Linked DNA regions of Homo sapiens: regions 2, 3, 4 and 5 are each linked to region 1. A link is a loop called in an ENCODE intact Hi-C map of the cell type or tissue named here. Cell type or tissue: PC-3. All regions are shown on one strand. Region 1 has its middle 180 kb from the start of LINC00494. Region 2 holds the start of LOC105372637 (a long non-coding RNA gene). Region 3 holds the start of LOC105372636 (a long non-coding RNA gene). Region 4 holds the start of LOC124904921 (a long non-coding RNA gene). Region 5 has its middle 11 kb from the start of LINC01523.

Region 1 (5,000 bases):
GAGATGGGAATGTCAGGGTTGGGCAGGCTGAAAAGGTCCCTCGATGTCACGGCACCATTGGTGTTAATCTGCAAGCAAACATGGGATACTTAGCTAAGAAGGGAGACCTTTAACACGGCCACGAAACCCGAATATCCAAGTCATTAGAGTGGGAAAGGAAAAAGATCACCACCCGTTGGTGCAGTGCCAGTCCTCAGGCCAAAGCTCGATGGAAGGAAGAACTTTCTAGAACCATGTGCAAAATGAAACAGGCCATCTTGCAAAGGAGGAAACTCTGTTATTCCCAAGGTTCGAACCATGGCTGTGAGTTTGCAGGGATACTGTAGACAGGGTTTTATCTTTAGGAGGGCTAAGCTCCTCTAGTGTTTTCCAAACATCTCTCACAATTTTATCCATTTCCCTTTGCACCATCTGTACTGTAATCTATGAAACATTTTTATTTGCCTACATCTGTGTGTTTTACTTATATACATGGATTTAAAAGAAATATATACTTTCCAGGGGCTAGGGGCAGGGAGGGAGTGAGGAGTTGCAGAGGGTATACAGTTTCCATTCAGAAGATAAACAAATTCTGGAGGTGGATGTGGTAATAGTTGCACAACAGTGTGAAAGCATCTAATGCCACTGATCTTTCCACCTAAAATAGTGAAAATGATAAATTTTGTGATACGTATATTTTGCCACAATACAAAAAAAAATTTCACTGAAAAGAAAAAATAAGAAAATACACACATGTAAATGTCATCATCATAAAATGGAAAACCAGAATCATTTCCCTAAATAGAAGGAAATAGTAAGAACAAAAGCAGTAAGAAGAAAATATTGATAGTAAATTCTAGCCGAATACCCACAGAGCACTGTGATCCTGATAACCTGACCTCTGATTTTTCAAATGAGTATTAGCAAGGGCTATGAAATTTATTAAAATGTATTAGCATTAACCTTTGACTTTCTCCTTGATGAGGTTGAAAGAGAATTGATCTGGGAAGAAGTTTTTCTTGGTATGAGTCAATGTTATTCTTGGTCAGGGTCTAACTCCCTAAAGTCATCTTTGAAGCCCCAGCAGTTTTTTTTTATTGTCTTCCCTCAATTTCCAAGGAAGAGCTGATGTTGGAAGAATTGGGAGAACTAAGAGGGTGGGACATTGGGCCTTTTTCCTCCTTTTACCCTTTTCCTCTTTTAACTAAATAGCTTAGTGTCGATCCGTTTTCATCATGGACGTTCCCACAGACTTTAGATTTTATTTGACAAAAGAGGTCTGTGGCTCTAAAAAAAAAATGTGTCTGGAAACTATTGGTCTCAATCTGGGAAGATGCTGCTAACTTTAAGATTCCAGGATTCGTCATAATCATGATTATTCTCATTCTCAAAGTAAACATACCCAATTTCCTTCTGTTTTTTTTTTCTTTTTTTTTTTTTTTTTTTTTTTTTACAATTTTAAATGTTTTTCAGACCAAATTTTCCTTGCTTCAAATACGCTTCCCTTTTTTCTTGTAATGAACCCTATTTTCCTGGGCGAGCCACCCCTCCTCCACTCCCTGTGCAGGTAGTTTTGTTGAGTCCAGGGCTATGATGTGACCTGGGTCTGACCAATCAGAAGTCTCTATCCCATGACCACAGTGATTGGTTAAGATATGCACATGTGACCCAGTTAAAGTTACTAAAGGCCAATTCTCAGGTATCGGCCTCAGTAACTGCAGGAGCAGTGCTCTCTTTCCACTGCAGTTGCTGAGAAGTTACGATGCTGAGCTGGAGCAGCCGCTGGCCACCTTCATACGAGTGAACATCTACCCTAAAATATAGCCAACTCAGGGGAATGCACAGTTTAAAAATAGAGAAAAAGAGCCACATGGTGACATCCTTTGAGTTCCTGGATCCAGCCACACCCAAAGCAAAAATCCCCATCCTGCTTCAAGTCTGTGATTCAATGAAACACTTGGTTGGATTAAACCAACTGGGGTAGGATTTTCTGTCACTTGCAACCACAGAATCCTGATGGATACAAGACACTCTTTCTCATAGAGCCTCTCTTGAAGCTGCTATTTGATTACTGCATGGTCTTCTAAATAGTAAATATAAAATATCACACTTGGAAAGAACCCAACTTTTAGGCCTTTGGTGGGTAGATTTTTTCCTGAGGATTCAAGTCAGCAGCCTAGAGACCATCGTGTGTCAAGGTCTTAACCTCAGACACTCGCTCTTCTTTGTTACTTTAAAGCTGTCTAATGTAGAAACCCCTGAGATGCTGCTCCATAGACATGAGAAGACAGAGTCCTCGGGCCCTGCGCAAGGTCTGAGGCCCATCACCAGCTCAGCTTCTGCCCTTTTGCAAAACACTGGTCTTTTTGTCTCTGATGATGTGAGTCCATTGCTCACATATCTGGCTGTTTCATCCAAAAAAAAATATTTTACTTTTGGCTTAAAAGCCCATCTCAACATAAACATCGGAGCTCCCGAATGTTGCTCTAACAGCTTGACAACTCTGTAGGTGTAGAGCTGGCTGCCCGCCAATCCAAATTTTTCTGCTTCTTTCTTTTAATATAAACAGAGCCTTTGAAGAACTGTGGATTCATTGAATGAACAAATGAACTTGTTTACATAAAACATGCAGGAGGAAATTTCCACTGTGCTTCAACATATAATTTCAGTCTGTTTTTGGATGGGCTGGTGCATTATGGAGATTGTTTTTCTAGACCAGGATGCTGTCCTCCATATGGTGGCCTCATTGTTCACTCCAGTCGGTAAGTTCAAGGTTTAGCTATGAGGGGAGAAGGGGTACAAAATTAAATTCTGCTATGTTGGTTCACAAAGAACAGACTCGAGTTTGGAAGACCCCTGACCAATTATAGGAAAGAAAGAAATGGAAATGTGTTTTTTTCTTAGTGTATGATGTTTTATAGAAACAGAAGCAAAGGTCTTCTGGCCGGCTCTTCTGACCCTCCACTCCAAATATGCACCCTGAATCTAGTGATTTACATTAATTTGTAGAAGTTAAAACAAGCGAGGAGGTCGCTCAGGATGGGTTGGGTAGGATGATTAATGATAGTTTTATGTCATTTCAAGAAAATAAACATTGCTTTTCACAGGCTTTGTGTGCAGCCCTATGAATCATCTCTTGGTTAATAAAGAGGCTCCTCCCATCACTCTATTTGCTGGTGACAAATCACTTTAGGAGGGGGTGACAGGAGTTTTCAGAAAATGCCTTGTGTGATGATGTGAAATCCAGAGATAGAATATGCCGGTGGAAAGTTCAGGGAGGATGAGAGGGTGTGTATTAGTCTGTTCTCATGCTGCTAATAAAGATACACCCAATACTGCATAATTTATAAAGGAAAGAGGTTTAATGGACCCACAGTTCCACATGGCTGGGGAGGCCTCACAATCATGCAGGAAGGCAAATGAGGAGCGAAGTCACTTCTTACATGGTGGCAGGCAAGACAGCTTGTGTAGGGGAACTCTTCTTTATAAAACCATCAAATCTCATGAGACTTATTCACTATCATGAGAACAACGCGGGAAAGACCTGCCCCATGATTTAATTATCTCCCACTGGGTCCCTCCCATGACACATGGGACTTATGGGAACTACAATTCAAGATGAGATTTGGGTGGGGAAACAGCCAAACCATATCAGATGGTGTGGGCATGAGATGCCGGTGGTGGGGGATGTGTGGTATGGGGAGGTCTTGGGAGGAGGTGGCCATGCCAACACACCCTTGGAGGATATTGGTACATCCATGGGTCTGCAAAGGTCTCACACATTGGTAATCACCAAGGTGGATGTAGGAAATGCTCCTGTTTCCTCCCCTATTGTTACCAATGAGGACTTTTTATCATGAGTTGATGGCGAGCTGGTTTGATCAGTAGTTGGAAGCGGTAAAGTCTACTTATAAAATATATAAACAAGCCCTCTTGCAAGGAGTTACATTTTATTCTTTATTTCCTGTGAATGGTTTATAAATTAATACCTCTAGGATGCTACCTTCTGGGACACCAAAATCAAATCACAGAGTTCTTTAAAAAGTCTTCACATTTCAGCTTCAGCTAAGGGCCTACTTGTGCTCCTCCAGCCAAGCCAGATAAAAATTTAAATGATGATAATAATAATAACAGACTACATTTAGTGCCACGCACTGTTCTGAGCATTTCTGCACTTTAATTCAATCATTACAACAACTATGTAAGGACCACTTAGTCCTATTTTGCCAGTGAGGAAACTGAGGCACAAGCAAATTCAGCACCTGGCCCACAGTAATGGATCTAATAAAGGATGGAGCCAGGATTGGAACCTGAGTGGATGTTAGGGCCTTAGATGAGATTGAAAAAAAAAAAAGAGTGAGCCAAGAGCTTCAGTCTTTACTGAATAAAGGGGACTGAGTGGGATGTTTCCAGATGAGGGGCGGAGAATGTTGGACGGGAGTTAAAGACACATGGCAAGAGCTTCAAGCAAGATGTGCTTTTGAAATAGGAAGAAGGAAAGTGATATATTGATTGTCATGAAAAACAGAGAGGGGGCTGACCCTGCCTCTAGACTTGGAGCGCCTGAATTGTGAGGGAAACAAAGAGAGCTTCCTTGGAGAGGGGCTGCTTGTCCTCAAAGAGAGTCAGATTACAGGCAAGGCTGGTCCGTGGAGGGACTGGGAGAGTCATCTGGAGATGTTAGGGAGAAGGGGGGATTGTTGATAAAATAATTGTCTTAAAGATTTTAGGAGGCAGAGAAGATAATAGTGGACGGAAGGGTCAGATGAAGCAAAAATTAGGAGAGAGGGTAAAAAATTGTGTTGATAGAGACAAGAACTAACTTACAGATAAAAGGAATCTCTCAAGGAAAAAAAAGACAATGCAGCAAGGGAGCAATACAAATACCGAAAATAATAATTCAAAAAAACTTCCAAAAACAAAACCTTGGAAATTATTTGTTAAAAGAGCAGGCTGCATCCTGTGAATAGTGACCCATCATGACCAACACCAAGTTCAAGTAAAATTGCTGGACTTTAAAG
Region 2 (5,000 bases), 230 kb after region 1:
CCCTCATGTCCCGGCTGCAAGTCCAAGGCTGGAAAACCAGGCGGGCCTCCGTGGAGGCTGCTCCTTCCCCATCGGGCCTCCGCCATCTGGTTGGGGCATCTCAGACTGAGGAGCAGGAAGTGTGACTGTCACAGGCCAACGCCTGCTGACAAATCTCCCAGCCCAGGTGGTGGCCTGTGGTGGGCTTCCCAGTGCAAGTGGAGGCGGCTTTGGCAAGGGGCTTCTCTCCCCTTTCAATTTCCTGCTGGTTCTGCCCACATGAAACTGAGCTGGTTGGCTGGGCTTCCTTTACTCTATTTGGTTATCTTACTCTCTGAATAAAAGATGAAAAGTCAAAACATATGCATAATGCAGAATTATAACACTTGGATTTGTTTAACTTTATCTTTGCCGCTTCTCGAGTGTTCTTGCACCTAAAGCACACCATTGCATAGAAAAAGACATGCTTTGGAGAAAGTGATATGACTCCTGCTTCCAGGAATGAAAGACATTTTTCATTCAGCTGTTGACATGTGTGAGTCTGCGTATGTGTGTATATGTGTGTGTCATGTCTATGTATGAGTACTGACCATGTCTTTTATTTTCAGTATTCTGATGCTCTGACATTTCCAGGCCTTGCCGACCCTGGACAGCGTGCTCTTCCCATGCCTGCCAATTCCTAAGAGACAGGAAACAACTCATCTGGAGCATGTCTTGCAAATGAAAAACAAATCAAGAGCCCACACGCCCCAACCACCTCTTTTATTGGGCTCTCCCTCTCCAGGGCCAGGTACCAGACAACTAGGAACAGCCCCTATGTCCCAGAGCCTGCTGAAGTGACTCACACTCACAACCCTGAGCCTGGTGACTGCCTATCCATTCATTCCTCAATAAAGTCTCTTGCTCATGTCTCACTTCCTCCCTCTTCCTCTTGAAAGGAAGCGTTCCCCATGTGGCCCTGCAGAGCACGGTTCCCGGGTTCCCAGGGTTCCCCATGTGGCCCTGCAGAGCACGGTTCCCGGGTTCCCGGGTTCCCCATGTGGTCCTGCAAAGCACGGTTCCCGGGTTCCCAGGGTTCCCCATGTGGCCCTGCAGAGCACGGTTCCCGGGTTCCCAGGTTCCCCGTGTGGCCCTGCAGAGCACGGTTCCCCGGGTTCCCCGTGTGGCCCTGCAGAGCACGGTTCCCCGGGTTCCCCGTGTGGCCCTGCAGAGCACGGTTCCCCAGGTTCCCCATGTGGCCCTGCAGAGCACGGTTCCCGTGTTCCCGGGTTCCTAGGTTCCCCGTGTGGCCCCGCAGAGCACAGTTCCCGGGTTCCCAGTGTTCCCCATGTGGCCCTGCAGAGCACGGTTCCCGGGTTCCCCGTGCGGACCGCAGAGCACGGTTCCCGGGTTCCCAGGGTTCCCCGTGCGGCCCCGCAGAGCATGCCATGTCTCCCGTTTCTCGGGACCTAGAATGTAATGAATGTCTTCCCGGATGACAGTACTTTCTGTGTCTGGGGGTCTTACCATACCTGATTAAAACAAATCCCTGATGAATAGAGTGAGTCTCTGTATCCCATTCTGCGGGCATGCACACAACAAATACACACATATTCACAGAGTCCCTTATGTGTGCTCAGACATGTGAACTTTGCATCACAAAACCACTGAGTGATGTCAGAGGCGCCATGAATCATAATGGCAGCTCCTGGCCTGGTATCCAAGAGACCTCAACACGCTGCTAAGTCACTGTTCCCCGCTATGAGAACCGGTCACTCTCTTTGAGCCTCCAGTTGAAGGGAACTAAATTAATCTAGGATGACCCATATTGTGCAGCAGCTAATGACCCAGTTCACCTCTGGTTAATTTTCTGCTTCTGGGTGTCCTGGGAACGGGTGGTGTTTACTCCACTTGGGACAAACCTTTATTAATGAGCCGGAGTGTTGGCTGCTCTAGGCTGAGTGTTTTAATAGAAATCGGCCCATGGGCCAGGGCGTGCTGAAGTTGCAGAATATGAATAAGGCCATTTTCTTTACCCTCTCTCCTCTGCCTTGATTTGCATGACTAAGCTTTTATGCCTTTTAAAAAAAAAATGTGTTTGTTTGTTTCTTGATTGTCGCTCCATCTCCTATGGAGGAAACAAATTACTTACTCACCAGGCAGGGACCTCAGTTTGGCAGAAGTCCAGGTCTGTTCCTCCAGCAAAGGGGAGTAAGACAGCCACACTCAACGCTAGTAGGGACAATTCCAGGAGAGCTGACATGGCCCAGGATGTGGGCTAAATGATTACACAGGTCCCCAGCAGACTCCTTAAGAGGGAAAATACTCCCTCTTAAGGAGTCCTAGCAAAGGATAGCAGTTGGGAGAGGACAGAAAAGAGTCCTTCCTTGTAAAATGTGGCTCAAACTAACAAAGAGCTCCAAGGTGTCTCTCAGTGAGGCTATGGGTTTCCTATGGAAAGAGAAGATGTTGCTAATTCTTTGTAGATGTGTGATTCTCGACTCTGTCAGAGTCAATGCCAGGCTTTTAACACAAATACTTTATCACTTTCCCTTTACTCAACTGAAATGAAATTCATAGAAAATATAACCTAGCTACAGGCATTTTCTTAAACAATGTAATTTCCCCAGAGGGATATAAAGAGAAAAAGAAAGGAATTTATAATAAAACAAAACATAGTTCAACATGTAAGTGCCCTAGTGATATGGTTTGGCTGTGTCCCCACCTAAATCTCACGTTGAACTGTAGCTCCCATAATATCCACGTGTCATGGAAGGGAACTGGGGGGAGGTCACTGAATCACGGGGGTGGTTACCTCCATACTTTTCTCGTGACAGTAAATGAGTTCTCAGGATAATCTGATGGTTTTATAAGGGGCTTTTCCCCCACTTCACTCTGCACTTCTCCTTGCTGCCACCATGTGAAGGAGGACAAGCCTGCTTCCCCTTCCGCCTTGATTGTAAGTTTCCTGAGGCATCCCCAGCCCTGCAGAGCTGTGAGTCAGTTAAGCCTCTTTCCTTTATAAATTACCCAGTCTCGGGTGTTTCTTCATAGCAGCCTGAGAAGACTAATACACCTGGCATTACTAAGGTAGACCGTGTAATTATGTCATCAGATGCTTGAACTTGGATGCAGAATCACAGTGAACGAAGTCACAGATGCGGACTGACTACAGCTGTACTGTTCTGGGCAACTCAGACACCACAAGAGGCTCTGCCATTGGTAAGGTGATTTTTTTCAAACAGGTGAGCAACATTGAATAAATCCTGAAAAGAACAGAGTACAATCTTCCCGTAGTTTACACCATGGGAACAGTGTGGTAAAACTCAGTTTAAAACAGTAAAAAAAATAAAATAAAATAAAAATTATTTCTATGTAAAATGGATTTCAGTTCTGGGCTCAGATCATTTCAAGCAGCTTTTTAACCTATGTGAACATCCAACAAGGCATTCAAAATTAGTGCCAATGCATGAAGCAGCAGCAGCAGTGGTGGGCTTCAGAGGATGATCCCAGAGCTAATCCCTTGGGCAGGTGTGGGTGTCCCATGTTTAGGTGATGAAATGCATCCAGAGAGAGAAGACACTCACCCAAGACCTCACAGCCAGAAAGGGCCAGAGCTGAAATAAAATTCTGTGGGACTCTAACCCCAGTGTGGTTTCCTGCCTTTCTTCTAATGTCCCTTGGCAGATCCTACAGCAGCCCAGCAAATCTCACAGTCCCCATTACAAGACTGACCCATTCTGTCTTGGAACCTGAACCTGAACTTGAAGAGGAGGACCACCTTGACCACTGTCTATTAATAGACGGTTGGAGCGGGTGTGGATGCTATCAGACCCTTGCGTGGATCCCCCTTACTGAGCATGTGCAACTATGTTGGTTTTTTGTTTTGAGACAGAGTCTTGCTCTTGTTGCCCAGGCTGGAGTGCAATGGCACAATCTCAGCTCACTGCAACCTCCGCCCCTCCCAGGTTCAAGTGATTCTCCTGCCTCCGACTCCCAAGTATCTGGGATTACAAGTACCCGCCACCATGCCCAGCTAATTTTTTGAATTTTTAATAGAGACGGGGTTTCACCTTGTTGGCCAGGCTGGTCTTGAACTCCTGACTTCAGGTGATCCTCCTGCCTCGGCCTCCCAAAGTGCTGGGATTACAGGCATGAGCCACCGCGCCCGGCCTGCCCCAGCCGTTTTGAGTGGTGTCTGAAAATGGCTCACAGGTGTCCCCCTCCCCAGAGTACTGCCCTAGGCCACATGAGAACTTCCTTGTCCAATAAGCTGCAACCCCCATGCTCATCCTAGGGCAGCCCATAGCCAATGACTAGCATGGAGATGCAAATGCCAGCCCCCTGCCTCAGACTGGGACCTCTGGGGTACAGTTCATGCTCCCGGGCTTTCCATGGGACCAGGCTGAAGTTACTCTCCTTCCTTGCTTAGCTTTTTTTTCCTGACCTATTCTGCACCCTCACTCCCTTCTCTCAGGAGTAGCTTCTCAATAAGTCACATGCATAAGCCATCTGTCATAGGCTCTGCTTCTAGGAAACCTGACCTAATACAGGGTCAAGACAGAAACCAAGAGCCTAGTCAGGAGACTACTGCAATAGTCAGTTGAGAGATGATGATGGCTTGGACCAAAATGGCAACAGTGGAGATGGAGAGAAGGGATTGATGACTTTAGAATATTAGTGACTGTGTTAGGTGCTCTTCCTGTATACCAATAAGCTAAGCCAGGGGTCAGCAAATGACCTTCTACAAGAAGCTCTAAACCCCATCCATAGGAAGGGGCCCTTTTCCAAGCTTGTCCTTCCTAGGGTTCATTCTCTTAGCCTTAGGGAGCCATATATACTTTTTAAAATATTCTACAGTTATTCTTTTATCATAGTTTAATATTTACTTACGTAACATTTTCTCTGTTTAAATCACTGTGTGGTTTTTATCCCCTGATTGGGCCCAGGCTGCTATCCCAAGTGGATGGAACCCAGCAAGAAACAAACTTGATGAAGAATAAATGTAAAGTCTCAGGTTCAGCATTATAGAATGAAATTTA
Region 3 (5,000 bases), 340 kb after region 1:
CATAGTGGCCAAGACCCCGTCCCTGGTCTGGCTCTGCGAACAGCCTCCAGGAGAAACTGCCAAGCCGCTGGGACTCGTGGCAGCTGCTCAAGCTGGCAAGTTCTTTCTTGCAAATTGAGATCCAGGCTGCAATCTGGGCTGGCTCTGCACATTCTGGGTGCCCGTTATCTGCTGGTTGGAGCTGCCTGGACACCTCTGAGGGCTGCTTGTGCATGGGTGGGGGCTGCTTTTGAACACATGGCTGTCCCATGGGCCGCGCCTTCTCCACTTCTTCTGGCCTGATTAAATGATGGTTATTGCAGGGAGGATGCAGGGCCAAGCATCCTCTTATGCAGCACCATGAGATGCGGGGTGTCCAGTGTCCCAGGAGAAATTCCAGCCTCATTTCCCTCTGAGACACTGGGAAGAGGCCACGTGCAGTCTCAGTGCCCGGATCCCAGGTGCGTAGTCTGAGTCTGCATGAGGTGCCAAGGTCTGGCCCTGGGCTGTGTGGGATGAGATTGAAGTGTGTCTGATGGGAGGGCCCAGGTCGCACCCACCAGGTGCCAAGAGTGCACAGATGTAGACGCCAGTGCCTGCCCAAGTCACCCAAAACGGAGAAAGGGAGGCGCTGGGAAGCCCTCGGGCCAGAGGCTGATGACGTGGAATCCTCGAGGGGACTGCCTGCTGCTCAGGGTAGAAGGGGACATCCTAATGCGGCACCCATGACAGCCCCCCACCATTCCTGCCCCTCAGACCCACTGTCCCTGGAGACCTGCAGAGGGAACCACTGCTGAAGAGAAGGCGTCTCCGTCACTTGCTTTGTCTCCCCTTGGTCACCACAAAGACAGATGCTCCCAGCCCTCAGGTGACAAGCTTGTGTTTCTGCCCCCTTCTGATACCCCTGCTCTACGGGTGTGGCCACTGCTCCTGGCTTGCAGTGTCTGTGCGGCTATGACAGCCCAGGTTCCTCTCAGGGCGGGTGTCCCTCCTGCAGAAAGCTCACCCTGTCTCCTGGGCCCTGGCCCTGCTCCTGGACAGAGGAGGGAAGGACTGGGGTGGTGGCTGATGGATTCTCAGGTCACCTTTTTCCTGTATTCCCCTGGGCTCTTCCTTCAGAGCCTCCACCCTGCACCCTGATGACTCACTGCATCTCATGTAGGAAGCCCCCGGTGACATCTCATGCCCTGTACACAGGTCCCTGCAGCCTGGGCCCCTCCTCAGCTCTGCTGCCTCTGGCGGAAACCCCACTTTCACCCCTCCCTCCTTACGTCTGGCGGGGATTGCAGGGGGCTTGTTGGAGGGAAGCCACATGTGAGACCCACATGACACACCAACCTCCCACTGTGCAGACCGCACCCCATCTATTTTCTTCCGTCCCTTCTGCAGTCAACACAGCCCTGGCTCTGCATTCGGCCCTCTCTTCACAGGGCTGTGTCTGGGCAGATGGGGCTGGAAAACAACTTGCTGGGCCCAGCTGGGGTGTGTTGTGGATGTCACAGCCCGGCCTGTGCAACAGGAGGCTCCAGGATCCCTTTAGGGGTAGGGTAGGGGGCGGGGGAATGCAGGTTAAATGGGATGGGCAGGGGCAGGCAGGCAACAGGGGTGATTAATTTTTCTCAAAGCGTTGCCAGGCTACCTTTCAATTCCTTGTCTGTGGCCCAGGCCAAGGAAAGCAAATGTTCTGCTGCCAACCTGGCTTGTCTTTTAATCATACCCTTTGCTTGTCAGTTTAGACACCCTGGTATATTCTCATTGCTTTTTAGCAATCTTTGCAACTTGCTGGACTTTTCCACCCAAATAGGAACAGTAGATCATGTGTACTGTGTGCCAGGCACTGTGCTAAATGCATTAGCTATTTCAATCCTCACAATAGCCCTATGAGATGGGCACTATCATTATCCTTATTCTGTAGACGAGGAAATTCGCACAGAGAGGTTAATTAATTAGCCCAGAGTCACTCAGCTAGTGAGTGGCAGAGCTGAGATTTGAACCTAGGCAGCCTGGCTTCAGGGTCTATGCTCTTAATCTCTCACTGTAGGGGCTCTTAAGTGAGTTTCCAGCTTCCATGGCTTCAGTTGAAGGGACTTCTCTGTGGAGGCAGGGCTAGGAGGAATTTTATCCATGGGTCCTACAGCAGCCATCTAGAAGGATGGGATTGGCTGTGACTCAGACTCTACCCTTGGTGCTGCCTCTGCCTGGAGCTCTGTCCCCTGGCTCATCCCAGGATCTGCTCCGTCTCCCTCCTCAGGACTCAAGTGCAGCATTGCAGAGGATGTTTGCTGAGCACCTGCTATCTGCCAGGCACTGTGCTAGGTGCAGGGGATCTTGCAACAAACAAAATTCCTGCTTTTATGGAGCACACATTCAGTAAGTGGAGAGGGATAAACAAATCAGTGAAAGGTATGCATGTCAGCTGCTAATCCATGCTACAGGGAGACATTCAGCAGGCTTGGGGATAGGAAGCTCCAGGTATGTGGGAGGGTGTGTTAGCTTCCTGTGGTTGCTATGACGAATCACCACCAACCTGATAGCTTCACACAACACATATGGACTCTCTCCTAGCTCTGGAGGTCAGGAGTCTGCCGTCAGTTTCACTGGGCTAAGTCAAGGTGTCAACAGGGCTGGCTCCTGCTGGATGCCCTGAGGGCAGGACTCTTTGCATTTTCAGTGTCTGTATTTCCTTCCTTCTTTCCTTCCTTTCTTTGTTTCTTCCTTTCTTCCTTTCTTTCTTTCTTTTTCTTTCTTTCTCCCTTCCCTTCTCTTCCTTTCCTTTCTTTCCTTCCTCCCTTCCTTTCTCCCTTCTCTTTCTCCTCCCTTTCATTCCCCTTCCCTCCTTCCCTTCCCTTCCTTCTCCTCCCCTCCCCTCCTCTTTCTTTCTTTCTCTTTCTTTCCTTCTTTCTTCTCTCCCTCTCTTTCTCTTTCTCCCTCCCCTTCCCTCTCCTTCCCTCCCTCCCTCCCTCCCTCCTTCCCTTCCCTTCCTTCCCCTTCCCCTTCCACTTCCCCCTTCCCTTCCCTTCCCTTCCCCTTCCTTCCTTCCTTCCTTTTTTTTCCTCTCTGTCTTTGTCTCTTTCTTTTTTTTAGAGACAGAGTCTCGCTCTGTCACCCAGGCTAGAGTGCAGTGGTGCAATCTTGGCTCACTGCAGCCTCTGCCTCCTGGGTTCAAGTGATTCTCCTGCCTCGGCTTCCCAAGTAGCTGAGACTACAGATGCGCACCACCAGGTCCAGCTAATGTTTTTTGTATTATTAGTAGACACAGGGTTTCACCATGTTGGCCAGGCTGGTCTTGAAATCCTGACCTCAAGTGATCTACCCGCCTCGGCCTCCCAAAGTGCTGGTCTGGCCTGTATTTTCTTTTGAGCCCCTCATACTCCTGGGAGCGTGGCTCCTTCCTCCATCCTCAAGCACATGATTCCAGTCTCTGCCCTGTCACTACAGCTCCTCTGACTCAGACCCTCCTGCCCTCCTCTTATAAAGACCCTGTGATTACACTGGGCCCACCCAGGTCATCCAGAGTCATCTTTCCATCTCAAGATCCTTCACTTTACACCAGCAAAGCGCCTTTGCAATGGACATACACACAGGGCCCAGGGGTTTTAATGTGGACACATATGGGGGGCCCTTGTTCAGCCCCCTATGGAAGGTGGTTGTTGATTTTCAGTAGGATGGTCAGGGAAGACCCTGCTGAGAAGCCACCATTTGAGCCAAGACTGGAGGAGCTGAGGCTGCGGGCCAGGATGACATCGAGGGTGGAGCCTTCCAGGCAAAAAAACAGTGAGTACAAAGCCAGCAACAGGTGTGCTGGCATGTTCCCGGAAAACCGGGGAGGGAGCCACAGCTGCGGCCGAGTGAGGAGAGGAGCAGCGGGAGGTGAGGCCAGAGAAGCCTTGGAGGCAGAAGCTGCGGGCCTCATGGTTATCATGAAGCTCCGGGTTTTACTCTGAGTACGCGGGAGCCATGGAGAGTTCTGAGCAGAGGAAGCACAGGACCTGACCTGGGTTTCACAGGCTTCCTCTGGCTGCTGTGTGGAAAATAGGTAAATAGGGCAAGAGTGGAAGAAGGGAGGCCTGTCGGGAAGCTTTTGCACAATGGCCCGGGTGAGAAAGACTCATGGCTTGGAGCAGATGCTGGGATGTGTCCCCCACATCCCCTTTCAGGAGCAGGCACGCATGCCCCACTGCCCAGGGGGTTGCCTGCTGAGAGCTCACAGCTGAGACCCTCCCCAGAAAATGCCCCTGGCTGACAGGAGCTGCTTTGCCCAGTCACCCTTCCTGGGGTCCCTCCATCTCCAAAGACTAGTAGTAAACACAGGGGTCTAAAGGTCCAGCCCCTTGACTCAATTCTTCGCAGTTCTGAAGGGCCGTCTTCACTGCAGACTTCCTCGAAGGATGGATTGCAAAGTCATGTGTAGAGTGTGCAGGGCTCGGGTGAATGTCTATATGTCTCTCTATATTTTAGGATCGCTGTCTACATTAGCAATTTGTTTAAAAATATATTTCAAAATTCCTGTGCCCACGTGAGGTCTAGTGATTTATCCATGAAGGTATAGAATAACGGATAGAGAAGGGATACTTATGTGGTTTGTTGTCCGACAGATCGTGTGAAAGTTTTTCGTCATGTCCAGGCACCACCTCTTCCCGGTCAGGCCCACGTTACATACGAGGACAATGGAACAAGTCAAAGGCAAAGCAACACGTCCCCCTGTAAAAACTGTCAGTGTAACCGTCCACTTCCGTATCTGTCCAGTCACTTAACAAACATTGACGGACCACCTTTAAACACAGGCTGCTGTGCTGGTGTCTGGGACACAGCGGTGAGTAAGAGCCATCTGATCTCATGACACTCTCAGGAAGTTCCAGTCTATGAGGATGGACAGCATGCAGGTCAACACATAAACATCATTCAGACTGTGAAAAATACAACAAAGGACACAGATTGGGAGATGGGATAAAGAGTCATGGGGGTGGAGCTACTGTCTCATTTTGGGTGGTCTGGGAAGGCCTCTCTGAGGAGGTGACATG
Region 4 (5,000 bases), 390 kb after region 1:
CAGGCTGGAGCACAGTGGCACAATCATGGCTCACTGCAGCCTTGACCTCCTGGGCTCAAGCGATCCTCCCAGCTCAGCCTCCCAAGTGGCTGGAACTACAGGCACGTGCACCCATACCCAGTTAACCTATGGTTTTGTTTTGCTTTTGGCAGAGACAGGGTTTTGCCATGTTGCCCATGCTCAAACTCCTGAGCTCAAGTGATCCACCGGCCTTGGCCTCCTCCCAAAGTGCTGGGATTACAGGTGTGAGCCACCAGGCCCAGCCATGTTTCTTAAAAAAAAAAAAAAGTTTAATTTTAAAGAAGTTTATTATTTCATTTCTATGGACATGGAAAAAAATGTTGAGTTATGATACAATATACAAACATAAAATTTACCATCTTAAACATTCATTTATAGACACTTGAGTTGCTTTCACCTTTTGGCTATTGTGAATAACGCTGCTATGAGCATGGGAGACAAATCTCTCTTCAAGTCCCTGTTTTTCAGTTCTTCGGGGTACATACCTAGAAGCGGGATGGCTGGATCATATGGTGATTCTATGTTCAATTTTTTGAGGAACTGCCATATTGTTTTCCACAGTGGCTGCACCCAAAGGTTTTACGTTCCCACCAACAGTGTACAAGAGTTCTAATTTCCCCATAGCCTCACCAACACTTGTGATTTTCTGGTTTTTGACAGTAGCCATCGTAAAGGGTGTAAGTTGGTCTGGCCAAGGTTTTTGAACTACAGATGTCACAAAGATACAGAGCAAGAAAAGGACTTATGCAACATCATAATAAGCCAGGGAGATGTTCTGGTCATACCTACATCATTATCAACCTCATGAACTTGGATCAGTTGGGGGTGCTCTTGGCTACAAGTAGCAATGTTATGAAAGCATTTGCTGTCTTGTTAATAAGAACTCCCTGGGCTGGTCTTTTCTGCTCAGTCAGGCTCAGCCGATTGGTGACAGTGACATTGCCCTTCCTGGCCATACGTTGACTCTTCAATGCCATGCATATGTGCGCTCAGGACCACACATAGAGCAGCAGGAAGGGGGCATGAGGCAGGCCCCCTCCTTCCAAGATTCTGGCCTTTTTAACAGGAAGAAAGTGACTTCCCCAAAACCCAGCAAATACTTCCTGACATCTCATTGGCAAGAAGCAGTCAAGTGCCCACGCATATGACTGGCGCAGGGTAAGCGGTGCTAGTTAAAGCAGGGATGGCTGGGCCCCACCCACAGAGTTTCCGATTCAGTGGGACTGGGATGGGGCCCAAGATTTGGCATTTCTAACAAGTTCCCCGGTGATGCAGATGCTGCCAGTCCAGGGACAACACTTCGAGGACCACTGGCTTCAGTGATCTTGAGCTGGGTACGTGACCACCCAAACCAATCAAAGGGAAAAAGGAGGTAGGTGGTGGAAAATACAAGACTTTCTGTCACAAACTCTGTGGAGCTCACTTGTATCTTTTTTGCTCACTAGACTCTAGGCCCCCTGGGAGCAAGGGGTCACGAAAGTCACCTTTTTGGGCCTTGGGGTCTTGATACAGTTACTGTGACTTGGTGGCAACTTTAAACAGATTTTTCAAATGAGTGGATAAATGAACATGTCACCAAAGATGTCCAAGGCTGCTGCACCCTCAAGTCACCTTGATCAAAACACCCTCCTGGAACCCATGCAGGCAGCCTCCAAAACACAAAGCAGGCTGGGCACAGTGGCTCATACCTGTAATCCCAGCACTTTGGGAGGCCGAGGTGGGCAAATCACGAGGTCAGGAGTTTGAGACCAGCCTGGCCAACGGGGTGAAACCCCATCTCTACTAAAAATACAAAAAATTAGCTGGGCGTGGTGGCAGGCGCCTGTAATCCCAGCTACTCAGGAGGCTGAGGCAGGAGAATCACTTGAACCCAGGAGGCGGAGGTTGCAGTCAGCCGAGATCGCACCACTGCACTCCAGCCCGGGCGACAAAGCAAGACTCAAAAAAAAAAAAAAAAAAAAAAAAAAACAACAACAACAAAAAAAAAAAAAACACAAAACACAAAGCAGCCCCTTCTCTACCAGGACAGCAGCTCCCCTACAAAGCAGCTCAGGTGTCTTCCCTGTCAGCCTGTCCTCCCGGGGAGGCTGGCTCCCTGCTCTGCAGTGACACTGCAGGGTCAGAACTCAGCCTGTGGATAACCCAAGAACAATGCCTGTTTGGGGGTCTTCACCGCTGACACAGAGAGCCTGTGGCCATCCATCCCAAATAGTGTCTGTTAGTTGCCCACTGGGATGTGGTCCCTTGTTGAAGTCAAAGAAACAAGCCCTTAATTCACTAATCGCCTAAACAGACACCACCGGCTGAGAACTCCAATAGCCAGGCGTGTGATGCCTTATGACCCTGAGTGAATGCAGCTGCAAACAGCCAGTACCTGTTACATATTCCTTAGCCACAGGGGAAACTTCTGGAAGGTTGCTAGCATGGAATATGATTAATGAAGAAGAAAATGCCTTATCCTTCTGTTCTACATTCACACTCACATGTGATCCACGCAGTGGTCCTGAAAGGATCCAAGGCTGGGGGAGATCTGGGAGTCCGTTTACCGACAAGGATCTGCTACTCAGAGCTGACGTCCCATATATGTGCAGTGAATATTCAATCAGCAGTAGCTGTGATACTCATAAATCACTCGCTCTGAGGTGAAGGGGAACCGACTAGGATAAGCCAGGCTCACCCCAGAGGCCTCTGCTGCAAGCCTGGTTGGCAGCCCAGCCCTTGTGGGTACCAGGACCTGCCAGAGCCACAGACGACCGGATATAAGCACAAATTGATGAGTCACCCAAGAGCCATCGCAGGGTGAGGACAGACCTGGGTGCCAAGTGGGCAGCGATTCCATCAAGTCCTGGCAGAGGACCAGGCTGTGACGGACAGAAGACACTGCTCAGGTCAGACTCACGTGGCAAGGCAAGGTCTTGCTGGAAGGCAGGCAAGGAAATGCTCCAGCAGGAGCCCAGCAGAGACCGGCCCTGGGTGCTGATCAGGACCAAGCTGGCCCCAGCCTCTGTCCAGGGTTGTACAGGGCTCAGGGAGCTGCGCCAAGGTGGAACAAGAGTAGAGGCCGGGGGCGGTGGCTCACGCCTGTAACCCCAGTACTTTGGGAGGCCGAGGTGGGCAGATCACTTGAGGTCAGGAGTTTGAGACCAGCCTGGCCAACATGGCGAAACCCCATCTCTACTAAAAATACAAAAATTAGCTGGGCGTGGTGGCGTGTGCCTGTAATCCCAGCTACTTGGGAGGCTGAGGCAGAATTGCTTGAACCAGGAAGTCGGAGGTTGCAGGGAGCCGAGATCACACCCCTGCACTCCACCCTGGGCGACAGAGCAAGACTCCATCTCAAAAATAAATAAATAAATAAAAGAGTCAAAGCCCTGGGTCCTCTTCTCCCCTGTGTTAGCCTTACTATGTGTTCTTGGGGGTGGTGCTTCACTCCTCTGGAACAGTGAGCCTCACATACCTGACTCTGGGCCATGCAGGGGCCAGGCTGGGCCTCCTCACACCCACTGACTCCCTGCTAGCAACCCCAGTTCCCATCTCCCATCCCCCCACCCTAACTTCCAGGGCAGATAGGATGTATGCACTGGGGAGTGGACACAGTGCTCTCTCCAGCCAGGTGGAAATGGGACCAGCACCTCCCTCGTCACCCCCTCCCCAGACACTGTCCACAGCCCAGATGGGCTTTCATGCACCTCGGCAGCCGGCCTCCCACCCTCTCCCCACCACCGCAACCAAAACTGCTTCTGTGGATGCCTACTGGCATGTTTTGAAGTTACCTACACATTTATTTCAGGGTCAACTAGTCCTGAGCACCTCTGGGGAAACCTTATACCACTCTCCTTTTCCCCCAGGACTCCCCAGGGAGCGGGAGTTCTCAGCCCTGGCGCAGGCTGGAGCCACCTAGGCAGCTTTGAAAACCACCCATGCCCGTAAGGGATGGAACTGGGATGCTGAAAATGTTCCAAAACCAGATGACAGTAATGGTTGCACAACTTGGGACATTTAAAAATCATTCAATGGTACACTTAAGATGGGTGAATTTTATGGTATGCAAATTATACCTCAATAAACTTGTTTTTAAAAAAAAAAATACCCAGGCCTGGATCTATCACTGAACCATTAAATCAGAATCTCTGATTTGGGGCCTGGGCTGAGATTCCTGCTCTGGTGTCACCGTGGGGACATCTCTTTCCACTGTCACCATCACTCATTCACCCTGGGAGAAGAGGAGTGACCCCCCGCCCCCCCCGCCGCCCCAACTCATTGATGGGCATATCCATTTCCTAGAGCAGTTATAACAATAACCATGAACTGGGTGACTCAGAACAGCAGTAATTGACTCTCTCATAGTTCCGGAGGCCAGAAGTCCAAAATCAAGGTGCCAGCAGGGCCACACTCCTCCAAAGGCTCCAGGGAGGGTCTTTCCAGCTGCTGGTGGCTGCCAGAAGCATCACTCTGATCTCTGTCTCCTCCTTCACATGAACTTCTTCCCTGTATCTCTACGTCCCCACTCTCTCTGTCTCTTTTTTTTTTTTTTTTTTTTTTGTGAGAGAGTCCCGTTCTGTCACCCAAGCTGGAGTGCAATGGCGCAATCTTGGCTCACTGCAATCTCTGCCTCCTGGATTCAAGTGATTCTCCTGCCTCAGCCTCCCTAGTAGCTGGGATTACAGGTGCACACCACCAAGCCCAGCTACTTTTTATATTTTTAATAGAGGTGGGATTTCACCATGTTGGCCAGGCTGGTCTCAAACTCCTGACCTCAAGTGATCCACCCATCTTGGTCTCCCAAGTGTTGGGTTTACAGGCATGAGCGACCATGCCTGGCCCCCACTTTCTCTTCTTAGAAGGATACCAATCATTGGATTAGGGTCCACCCTAATCTAAGTATTACACCCTCATCTTAACTATCTGCAGCTGCAAGGTCCCCAATTCCACATAAGGTCACATTCTGAGTTTCTGGATTGGCATGAATTGGGGCGGGG
Region 5 (5,000 bases), 210 kb after region 1:
ATCCCCTGGTAGGAGAGTAGATGACTTCCAGGAGCACATAGAGGGGGCAGAGGCTGCGGGCTGACCCTTGATACCCCTCATCCCCTACATTTCACATTGGAAATCCCAAAGTTTAGCTGCCCGGACCAAAGCTGAATTTCCCATTCTGCCTTGCAGCTGGTGTGTACCTTCCCAGTGTACCCTTAAATGAATGGGTACGCTCCACTTGCCCTTCTCCTCTTCCCTCCTGTCTGATGTGACTTGCACCTCCTCGGACCAGGTAGACAAAAACAGCCTTTGTCAATGACAGATCACAGGACTGGAGTGTCGAGGCTCAGCCCCGGGAGCTGCCCAACCAGCCAGGGGGCCCCCACGCCGGGGCTGTCACATGGGATAGAAGCAAACCTCTGGCTCGTGAAGTCATGGGTATTTTGGGGTCTGATGAATTTACTTACAAGTAAATATGGGAAGTATATTTTTATATCAATAGTTATTTATTCACTTCAATATCCATTGGAGAAAAATATCTCAACTAGTGGATTCACCCCTGCGATTCCACTAGGTGAACCCACCAGCAATCCTGGGGACGCTGAGGACCCTCCCTCCTCAGCACATGGCCCTCCTGACTGTTGGGGGAGCCAGCATGAAGCCCCCGTCGCCGACCGGCAGGCCCGAGCTCCTGGACTCAGCATTGACCGACACTGACTCTGTTCCCACAGCAGCCGCTTTGTTCGTCTCCTTTGTGGACACTTAGCTCAGCGCCTGTGCTGCTCGGCTGTGACCTGACCTTCGAGGGTCACCTCCTGAATTCACTCGCTGTGACCTGTGCTGCGGACCCCGTCAGGAAGCTCCTGGTCTCCCCCGGCCCCTCCCCCGCCTCATTTGCACAAAAGGCCTCATTGTTCTGCAGGGTCTGACTCAGACCTGCCCTGGTTTCAGTTTCCGCAAACACCCAGCACTGGCTTTGGGTCAGGGGTCACTCTGGAGTGAACGGGGCGCCCTGAGCAACCCCACATCGCTGTGTGATCCCGGCTCATCCACAGGAAGCCCCGGCCCAGGGACCCAAATGGGTCCCAGAAGTGGACCAGATGCAGCGCCGACGGTGATGTGGGGACGCCGGCATCTCCAACAGTGGGAAAGAGGAAACTTTCTACTTTTCATTAACCCCGTCCTCTTCTCCCCCAGGGTTACGGGGACACAGTGTCTTCACTGGCCATGTTGGAACGTTCTGGGGAGTGAAGGGAACGTCCCCAAGAGCATTGACTTGACCTTCGCTTTGGCTGAGATTTGAAATTCTCTTCTTATCAATCTCTATATCTGTACACGCAGGAGTCTGTTTTACATCCAGCCATCCCTGTGACCTCGGGCGAGTTCCTTACCTTGTGTTTTCTCATCTGTAAAGTGGGTATAATGACCACCGCACGGCCTCGCATGCTTGTCAGAACCAAATCAGACAATGCACGAAGACCCGTTGGCCCGGAAAGCTGCAGCTGGGCCCTGACGATGCCACGCTGTCCATCTGGGGAGGGGAAGTTCATTGCTAATTCGACTCAAAGGAGGAAAAATGCACGTCCCCCTGAGCTGAAAGAAGGAACGAAGCCAAGTCCATCAGGCCACCGGGTCTCCTTAGGCTGAGGAAATGGACAATGAGGGCGACATCGAAACTGCAGAGAGCAGCAAAGCCCTTCACTACTGCTGCCCGAACCCTGCAGCGGCTCCTACAGCCACCACGGGTCACTGGGCCAGGAGCAAGTTGGGGAACAGCCACATCACCATCCAGGGAAGCCCCCGGAATGGTGGATTTGCTAACAGCAGCCACACAGACACCTCACCTCACGCCAGGCTGCTGAGCTCAGCGGGGGGCACGATTGCCCAAGCAGGGGTGGGGCAGGGCAAGGCAGACCGAGTCACACGGTGGGAAAAGCCAAAAAAAAAACCTGCCTGATTTGGTAAAATGCCAGAAAACTGCGTGAACTGGGCATTTGAAAGTAAGTTTTTAAGGCGTAGCCATTTGTTGGGGTTTTTTTGCCCCGTACTCTCCTGTCTCCCTCCTCGCCACACAATAAACTGTGTCCAAGGCAGCCGCCCTCCCGCTGCCAGGACGTGCGAGGCAGGAAGGTCAGGAGCTCTGCTGTGAGGGCGCCACCCGGCTTCCGGTTTGTGCATGAAAACCCGGCTCAGCTTTTCCATTCCGTGAAGACTGGGCTTCTCCAGGCTGCTCGGTAAATAATCACGGATTCCACTGGGAATAGGAAACGTCCCCACAGCCCCATCTCCATTGTGCACCCAACCTCCAGGTGTTTTCAATCTCTCAAAGAGCCCCGACGCCTGAAATTTAACAACTAAAATCTTATTTTTCATTTCCTGAGATTCTCTTGGTGGAATCAGGCAGCCTGGCGGTGCGCAGCACCTAGGGTGGCTCATGATGAAAAATCCAGAGGGGACTTTGCCTTCCTGCATGTCCTTTTGTCACCAGAACCCAGGGACCAGCAGGACCCAAAGCTCCCTGCGGGATCAGCTGGGTCTGGGAATCACTGTCCTGGGCCCAGTTGGACTTTTCGGATGAGGCCGGTGTTTGGCACCTGGGCTGGGCAGGTGGGAAGGACAGAGGCACTGATGGAGAGAGGGAGGAGAAGGGGATTCATGGCGGTCCTGGGGGAACCCCACGGGTGCCTTTGGCCTCTCCCTGGTCTGTCTGCCCCTCAGGATGGTTAAACTGTCCCCTGAAAGTTCCCCATTGGGCAAGTCCAGCAAGCCTGAGCCAGGCCTGTGATCTCAGGGTGGGTGGAGCTCTAGAAGGCCTGGCCCTCGCTCCTGGAGTCCACATTCACCCTCAAGGCAGTGAACGGCGCCCCACTGCGCATCTACTCACTAACCAGGCATGGGATGGTTTCCATGGTTCCTGTGTCTTAGACCAGCTCGCTCACGGTGACATGAGATGCCCTGAGACCCCGCCATGGTGCAGAGTGACATTAATGCATTAAATTAGCAGCCTCTGCAACACAAACACATTTCCATGTGGAGCCTGTGACGTTCTTTGGTAAAAGGGATCATTACGTGTTTGCAAACATTCCATAAGCTGAGGAAGGGCCTCAGGTTCTGACAAGTGATGAATGGGAAAATTAGAGGCTTCAGGAAAATGCAAATATCATCCTTTGTAATTCTGTCCCTTGGCAGGAAATAAAAAAAGGTTTCCCCAAAGCACCGAGGCATTCCTTCTATTAAACGCCAGGAAGAATGGCTGTGACTCTTTCAGGCACTTGCACGGATCTTGATTTGTCTTCCACAGCCTCCCCAATGCCCTGGCAATGTGTGGGAGAGAAGCCTGTGATTTCAGCGGACTGTCCTCTAATTCAGCCTTTCTCACCTTTAATTCATGATCAACCCCTAAGGAACCTTCATAGAGGTTTTTTTCTTACTCACCCCCACCATGAATTTAATACTACAGAAATACCGCAAAATGGTTTATGCACTGTGCCTACATCTGTATTTTTACATAATGAGAGAAAAATCTTTTCACCTCCAGGAACCAGCTCTGGCCCTCTTGGGAGCAGTATTCCCCGCTGAGGAAGCATGTGCTCATTCCTTCTTTTGTTCATTCGTTCAAATGTGCAGAAAACTGTGTATCTGGTGTAAATTCTGGGCCCTGGAAGGAGGTGTGGGAGCTGCCTGGGGCCTGGGGGCAGAGCGATGCAGGAGAGGGGATAGCGAGGACAGAGTCCAGAGACACGAGGGGAGGGATGAGGCTGAGGAGCAGCCAGGAGCCCCGTGTGGCTGGGGCCAAGGGGTGTTAGAAGATGAGGCCAGAGGGGTGATGAGTCACAGTGGGGCAGAGAGAGAGATGGGTCATCTCAGGCCTTAGGCGACCCTGTGAAGACTTCAGCTTTTACTCTGAGGGAAGTGGGAGCCATTGGAGGGTTTGAGCAGAGACAGGATGTGGTCTGGTTTACTTTTTAATGGGATTCTGTGTCTGAGGACAGGTTGGGGGTGTGGGGCAACAGCTGGAGCAGCAAGACCAACAGGGAGGCCAGGTGGAGGTGATGGTGACCGGAGCCATGTGGTCAAAGTGGAGGAGGTGAGGGAGTCCAATACTGCAGATCCCTTGCAGGTAGAGCTGCCAGGACTTGCTGATGGATGAGAAGCGGAGTGTGGAAGGCAGGGAAGAGTGGAGGATGACTCCCAGGTGTTGGCCTGAGAGCTGGGAGGGTGGGGCTGCGATTTACAGAGATGAGGAAGACTGCGGGAGGACTGTGCTCTGACAAGGCCCTCTGCTGACTCTGAGAGACACAGGAGAGCGGGACAGAGAGGATGAGGGTGACTCTTAGTAGATTTATTACATTCTCCCAGCAGATCCAAGTACATAATTTTCACAGCCTGTGCAAAATGAAAATGTAGGCCACATGCTCAAAAGCAAGAACAAAATGTCATTATAGGTACTAAAATAAGAAAGCTTTTGCTTTCTTTCTGCAGTCTGTCTCTTGACCTGTCATGGTGTTTATTATTTGCTACTCAATGTTGCGTTCCCTCGGATATGACGATGTTTGTAGGGTAGCTCAGACCCCCCACAGTCAAGCCCTTTCAGGGGCAGAAGGTGAAAGCAGTCACCAGCAGGGTTATTCTCCTGAGTAGCATCTCCAGGGTGGCACCTTTTCAGTAGCCTTTTCCAAAGGAATGAGTTAGTATGACAGTTGTCACAACTTCAATGAAAAGCAGCCAGCGCAATGGGAGATGGGAGAATGAACCATCAGTGATGGGAATATGAGACACCTGGGGAAGGTCAAGGGCTAGCAGATCCTTTATATGGGCTCAGCGCTTCTACAACCTGCAGCAAGGTTCAGCCCCCACCATGGCCCCTCTCCACAGTGGCCCCGCCTTCATTCTGGCCACACCCCCATCCTGGCTACGCCCCTGCATGACCCTGGCCCCTGCCTTGTTTGGCCCTGCCCCACTTTGGCCCTGCCCCTGTCAAAACCATGTCCGTCTCCCCCCAGCAAATCTGGTCACACCTCCAGGCTGTCAGG

What was found. Peaks named below come from ENCODE experiments on the same cell type or tissue, not always from the same donor. Only the 100,000 strongest peaks of a DNase experiment are listed, where the experiment ranks them.
Region 2: a loop joins it to region 1, with 6 times the contacts of the local background. A loop is called at or near these places in 3 of 110 quality-filtered maps.
Region 3: a loop joins it to region 1, with 7 times the contacts of the local background. A loop is called at or near these places in 9 of 110 quality-filtered maps.
Region 4: a loop joins it to region 1, with 8 times the contacts of the local background. A loop is called at or near these places in 12 of 110 quality-filtered maps.
Region 5: it touches region 1 in a loop (3-fold over the local background); 4 of 110 quality-filtered maps call a loop at or near these places.

What each region holds. Positions count from the first base shown.
Region 1 is chr20:48,178,355-48,183,354 of GRCh38, reverse strand. No RefSeq gene overlaps it. Among named protein-coding and RNA genes, the nearest start is that of LINC00494, 180 kb to the left of the region's middle. In PC-3, no CTCF peak of the experiment used is centred here; DNase peaks (open chromatin) are centred at 2,524 and 3,114; H3K4me3 peaks cover 510 bases; H3K27ac peaks cover 2,374 bases.
Region 2 is chr20:47,947,415-47,952,414 of GRCh38, reverse strand. It overlaps LOC105372637 (a long non-coding RNA gene), which reads right to left and starts at 1,605. Exons shown (of 7, transcript XR_936793.2): 1 at 1,491-1,605; 2 at 570-658. RefSeq lists enhancers at 1-6, 619-1,178. In PC-3, a CTCF peak has its summit at 2,290; DNase peaks (open chromatin) are centred at 784, 2,144 and 3,004; H3K27ac peaks cover 3,832 bases.
Region 3 is chr20:47,841,932-47,846,931 of GRCh38, reverse strand. It overlaps LOC105372636 (a long non-coding RNA gene), which reads left to right and starts at 3,663. Exons shown (of 3, transcript XR_936785.3): 1 at 3,663-3,753; 2 at 4,575-4,792. RefSeq lists a silencer at 4,720-4,920. In PC-3, no CTCF peak of the experiment used is centred here; DNase peaks (open chromatin) are centred at 2,191, 2,531 and 4,701; H3K27ac peaks cover 4,610 bases.
Region 4 is chr20:47,793,337-47,798,336 of GRCh38, reverse strand. LOC124904921 (a long non-coding RNA gene) reads left to right here and starts at 1,088. Exons shown (of 3, transcript XR_007067619.1): 1 at 1,088-1,179; 2 at 1,297-1,393. All of the region lies in intron 1 of LOC107985401 (a long non-coding RNA gene), which reads right to left. In PC-3, no CTCF peak of the experiment used is centred here; a DNase peak (open chromatin) is centred at 2,846; H3K4me3 peaks cover 178 bases; H3K27ac peaks cover 2,995 bases.
Region 5 is chr20:47,969,499-47,974,498 of GRCh38, reverse strand. No RefSeq gene overlaps it. Among named protein-coding and RNA genes, the nearest start is that of LINC01523, 11 kb to the left of the region's middle. RefSeq lists enhancers at 3,319-3,818, 3,819-4,320. In PC-3, a CTCF peak has its summit at 2,097; a DNase peak (open chromatin) is centred at 878; H3K27ac peaks cover 4,459 bases.